2 separate regions of the Homo sapiens genome follow, and region 1 is linked to region 2. The links are chromatin loops, found by intact Hi-C in ENCODE. Cell type or tissue: K562. All regions are shown on one strand. Links, peaks and the distances in the headings refer to the core of each region. The heading gives the core; the rest is flanking DNA.

Evidence for each region. Peaks named below come from ENCODE experiments on the same cell type or tissue, not always from the same donor. Only the 100,000 strongest peaks of a DNase experiment are listed, where the experiment ranks them.
Region 1: it touches region 2 in a loop (13-fold over the local background); 14 of 110 quality-filtered maps call a loop at or near these places.

Annotation. Positions count from the first base shown.
Region 1 is chr3:43,376,582-43,379,499 of GRCh38, forward strand. All of the region lies in intron 12 of ANO10 (anoctamin 10), which reads right to left. Among named protein-coding and RNA genes, the nearest start is that of SNRK-AS1, 26 kb to the left of the region's middle. RefSeq lists a silencer at 1,596-1,890. In K562, for the core only: a CTCF peak has its summit at 1,747; a DNase peak (open chromatin) is centred at 1,760.
Region 2 is chr3:42,960,092-42,963,009 of GRCh38, forward strand. No RefSeq gene overlaps it. Among named protein-coding and RNA genes, the nearest start is that of GASK1A, 18 kb to the right of the region's middle. In K562, for the core only: a CTCF peak has its summit at 1,714 (motif pointing right); a DNase peak (open chromatin) is centred at 1,690.

The DNA.
Region 1 (2,918 bases), core at 188-2,687, 420 kb after region 2:
GCAACAAAGTGAGGAAGACATGGGAATGATGTTCCCAGATGGGAGGACCAAAAAGACAATGAAGGTGACACCAATTCTGAGAAAGGGGGAAATTTTCATATTTTTGCAAATAATAATGTAAAAATAACATGTAATCAGTTTGCCTCCAAATCACAGGGCAAAGAATGAAGTTTCTTTTTAAAATGACTTTGGCATGGCTCCTTTCTAGTTTCACTGTAACTAGATCTACAGGTGTGATGTTATTTTGCAAACAGAAATGCGAAGAGGAGATCTTCCACCCAGGTTCTGCTGTAATATGGCAGTGAGCTGTTTCAGATGCCAGCGAGGTCTACAATCTTCTTGTGTATTATCCTCAGCCCCATGATACTGACACATTCAGTGATGTTACTAGGACATTGTCCCAATTGTTCAGGTCATCTAGATGACCAAGAGCATCTGGTCTGGAGGAGACATTTCCTGGACAAGACTTACATAGCATGACTTCTTTTTTAAAACAATATTTAAATTACTTTTTTTTTGAGACAGGGTTTCACTCTGTCACCTAGGCTGGAGTGGAGTGCAGTGGCACAATCACAGCTCACTGCAGCCTGGACCTTCCGGGATCAGGTGATCCTCCCACCTCAGCCTTCTGAGTAGCTGGGAGGCTGGAGTGTGCCACTACACCCAGCTAATTTTTTGCATATTTTGTAGAGATGGGGTTTCACCATGTTGCCCAGGCTTGTCTTGAACTCCTGGTTCAAGTGATCTGCCTGCCTCGGCCTTCCAAAGCACTGGGATTACAGGTGTGAGCCCCCGCACAGGGCCCACAGCATCACTTCTTCAGGAAGGCTCTCCCTCCTCCTTGCCTGGGAGGAAGGGTGCCAAGTCCTTCAGGAATAACTACTTTCTGGTCTGGAAGCCCTTGGAGCCAAGGAGGGCGGCAGCATTGTTCTTTCACAAGCCAGAGAACCCCCTATGTTGTCATACAGGTCACCTGGGGCCCTTGGGAGATAAGACCCAGAGAGGTCTGTGACCATCCAAGGCCAAGATGACCATCTAGCCAGCCCTCATCTTTGATCTGAGGTTCCATGTTGATAGCTAGAGAGCCAGGGCTCAGGTTCAGGCCAGAAGAGGAGGCGTGGCCAGGCCAGTGGACACCAAGCACAAGTGGCTGTTCCAAAGAAACCCCCGCAGGCTCCTTCAGTGAAAGCCATGGCTAGGTGACATTTACAGATCCAGGAATTGAAGCCTTGACAGTTTGGTTAGATCAAGGAATGACACAAAAGTTTAAAAGCCCAAAGAATAGGAATAAACACTCTAGAAATCAAAGAGTCTCTAAAAGGACCCTGAACTGGGGTGGCACAGTGGTGGCCATCTGAGAAAAGATGCCTTGGTGATCAGAGGTAATCCAGTGTCCAGCCTCCCACTGCAGTCCCGACTCATGGAGTATGAGGGGACACAATTTCACTGTCGCATGAGAAAGAAACTCAGTTTAGAAAGTTAAAGGATGAAGTAAGAGCCTACTAAATGAAATGCAGGAGACAGTCCACTGCCCACATCAGTTTCAACACAACTTAGTAAATATTACTCTTAACTATAAAGGGAGAACAACCTTTAATCTAAGAAAACACTGCCAGTGGCCACAAGGAAAGTGAAAGTGGGATGAGTAGGAGCAGCTGCCAAAGGGTGAGCTCCTTCTCTGCCCAGAAAAGCTCTGCACCCACTTTCTGCACACCTAGGAAGGTAAAGGAGGCACCCAGGCATCAAAGGACCCCTGGTGGTGGCAGAGGGGATTGGTTCCATTCTTAAGAAACACTAAGGCCATCACCAAGGTGAAAACAGATCCTTATGAAATGCAGCCACAACTGCAGACCGCAGAGAAAGTATAAATGTTTCCCATCACCTTTACAATCTTTCCCAGGGCAGTTTTCCCCACATCTGAACACTGTATGGCCCTTTGATAAATGCAAATATCTATATCTTCTATAATGTCATTTAAAATTTCAATATTACTATTATGAGTAAAACAAAATTGATAATTACAACATTATGATTTTTAAAACTCTATATCCCCTCACTGTACAAGAGATTACCATGTACCCTTCCCCCCAGAGCAGGGCCCTGTTCCTGGCCAGTTGAGAAGGGCTACCCCTGGGTGATGACGGCTGTGAGTCATCAGAATTGCAGGCACTAGGCACCCCTTCTATAGAGCCTGGGTAAAGCTGGAGCCAGGGATGGTTGACTTGACTATGCTTGATTTTTGTGTAGGAACAACACAGTAAGTGTTAGGCAGGGATTCTAGCCTTTATTCACTTGACATCATTTTCCCTCAGAAAAGTTAATTTTTACTCATTCCCACCTAGAAACCTCAACAAGCAGGATTAATTACTGCTTCTTCCCAACACCTTTCATTTCACTTTAATTTTCCATTACCTATATCCCTTCCTGAGTGGCAGTCCCTGTAACCAATACTGATCACTAAATACAGGTTGATGAAAACATCATTGAACATTCCTCACTGCTATGCTACAGGATCCTGAGCACACACGGCAGCCAGTCAATATTTTCGCAAATCTAGAACTCAAGTGACACAATGCTGTCCCAGTTGGTGACAAAAGGCCATCAAAACACATCTTGGGATACATACAGCACTGAACTACCAACAGACTGTCTTTCTTTTTCCTCCAGGTTACATATTTTAGTCGGGTACTGTTAGTAATTAATTGGATAATATTTAAAGCATATGTTTTTTATTAAAAATATTGAATGTGCTTTTGCAATTGGAGAACTTAGAAGAAGTGAGGAGTGAGCCCTGAACCTGAAAATGGCAAATAGAAGGAAGGACTAACTTGCAGCTTCCACTCAGGCAAACAGAGCAGTGTGTGGAGGCCCACATCGTGAACTTTTGCTCCAAGAACTACTGCAGGAACATACCAGGA
Region 2 (2,918 bases), core at 326-2,825:
TTTTTTGTAACTGATTTCTAGCTTGGCTGAATACTTTTAAAATAATATACTCTTATGATTTCAGTCCTTTGAAATATGTTGCGACTGTACAATGGACACTTAATTTTAAGAAATGTTCCATACTTTAAAACAACATATATATTTTGCAATTTTTGGTTGCAGTATTCTATAAAGATCCATCAGGCCAACTTTGTTTTATATTCTTCAAATCTCTTATACCTCGACTAATATTTGTCTGTTTGTTCTATCGTTATTTTAACCTCTCCTATTGCTTCTGGATGTGTCCGTGTTTCCTTGTTTGCTTGGTAAACTTGGAGGCCATGTTTTCGAGTCTGCAGAGGGCCTAATGAGTTGGAGCTGGCATGACTGAAATGTCAGTGGATGGGTAGGCTTCATGCCACTGTCTGTGGTCCTGAAATGTCGTGCTCAAGATCCATTTTTAATTTTTTCTCCTAACCTGGGACAGCAGTGGTTCCTATGGATTCTTGCAGGGATTCTGAGACTGGGTAGGGGAAAGGTAACAAGTTGGGGAGAAAGGAGAGAGGAGAGAAACAGACAAGGGATCAGGAAAGCAGAGTTGCCAAAGGATTACCAGGGAGAAAAAAGAGAGGTTGTTATTTTGAAATGTTTTCAAATATTCCTGGTTGACAAAAAGGAAATTATTACTTTTGCAGAGAAAGTTTTGAGGGCTTTCCCCTATTGCTTCCCACAATACCCTCAAATGCTACCCTTGTGAAGATGGGTATTTTGTATCCCTCAAACACAACAGAAAGCTCAGCTTCTTGCTCTGTGAAGTCCAGAGGTGACCCTGCTCAGACTCCATGCACAGCATCCTGTTCTCTTTGGCTAGAATTCCTCTCCCCAACCCCCCATTTATAGTCCATCTGGAGAACTACTCATCCTAAACACTCTTTTGGCTCAGAAGCCCTGGAGGCCTTAGCTCATCAACTCAGGCAAGTTGAATTCCTCTTTCTCCTCCAGGTATCAAGAGAAGCCTGCTAACTCCTTTCTCATAGCTCTGGTTATATTATTCATGTTCATGACTGTCTGTTGCCCACCTAGAGATACTTGCGGGCAGAGGACTGGTGTTCTAGTCATCTTTGTCACCCTAGCCCCATACACAATTATTGGCACATAGGAGGTACTTAATATGTATTGAATCGAGTGAGTGAAATGATTTCTGAAGTCAGTGGATATATCATATATTGGACAGTTGAATCACTTTTATATTAGTTTGCTCAAAAACATTTATTAAGCTCATTCTCCATGCCAAGCATCATGTTTGGTGCTAAGATTACATCTTTGAACAAACTGTCCTCATATTGTTCAGGAAAACCCCTAAGTAGATAGGCAGCCATATATGGTAGAAGACAGGAACTGTGACAAGAAATATATTTTTATAAATCCCACATTGAGAGTTCAGCTGGCAGTAAATAGGAGTAGGGTGGGGTTTGTGCAGGTTAAAGTCTATAAAATGCCATGGCAAGAGGTTGAATTAGAGCCTGATTATGAAGTTAGGAGGCCCAAAACACAGTGGGCACATATTCACAGATCTTGTTGAGGAACAGATGGAGGGATCAACTGTGTTCACTGCCCTTTATTTATCTTATTTCTCTCTCCACCCCTGTGAAGCCAAGACATTATACAGTAGCTAGGAAAGACTCACGGCTGAATCTGGGCATGGAACAACTTCCATATGGAATGTTGGCCACTTGGTGGTGCTATTTGCTTCTTCAAATTCTCGTTATTTAAAATATTTCTTTCTTGTACCGTTGATTCTGGGATCAGCCTGGATGTGTCAAACACTGCCTGCCAGGCTTAGAGCTCAGTGCATTTCTTCCCTTTTATTCCTGCTGATGGGATTGCTGGCCATGACCGGTGAGAGGAATCAAGGAACCCATTACTATGAGTTCTCAGGATTCATCTTCAAATCTCAAATGATGTGGTCAATTAAACCAAATTAAAAACAAGCTCTTGTTAAAAGCAAGTTAAAAACAAGCTCTTGACCTTGAGAAGAAATGATTGGTATTAGGAAGACTGTTGAGCTGATACTGCCCTTCATTCATTCTCTACCCTGGTGCTTGGATACAGGAGCAAAGTAAGAAAATAATCACAGCTTTATTGAGGGCTCTATGAGCAAGGCTTGGTGAGGATGGAAGAGAATGGAGCTATCAGTTGATGAGAACCTACTAGGTGTTGAGCTCCTTACATTCATTGCCTATTTAAAACTTTCTAACAACTTCATGTGTAAGCGTTGTCCCGATTTAAAAAAAAAAATAGATGTGGAAACTGAACCTGGAGAAGGTGTGTAATTTGTCCAAGGTTGCACAGGCAAAGGGGCAAAATTCAGCTTTAAACCCAGGACTGTTTCCACAGCTCCAAGTTCCCTTTATTCATGGGATTTGTAAGATGGAGCCCCTGCCACTGTAGCATTTATAACTTACTTTGGAGAATAAGATTCCTGAAAGTACGTTTAATAAAAAAAAAAGATGTCCAGCTATGTACGGCAGCTCACGCCTGTAATCCCAGCACTTTGAGAGGCAAAGGGGGGAGGATAGCTTGAGGCTAAGAGTTTAAGACTAACCTGGGCAACATGGCAAGACCCTGTCTCTAAAAAACAAAATTAGCCAGTTGTGGTGGCATGCACCTGTAGTCCAAGCTACTCAGGAGGCTAAGGTGAGAGGGTCGCTTGAGCCCAGGAGTTTGAGGCTGCAGTGAGCCATGATGGCGCCACTGCACTCCAGTGCAGAGTGCAGGCTACAGAATGAGACCCCATCACAAAAAAAGAAAAGAAAAAAGACGCCAACAACTTAATATTAATGAAAGATATCTTTGCTGACATGTAAATGGTCACAATATATTGTTAAGTGAGAAAAAGCAAGCTTGAGACTAGCAAGGTAGTCTTTAGCAGAGGCAAA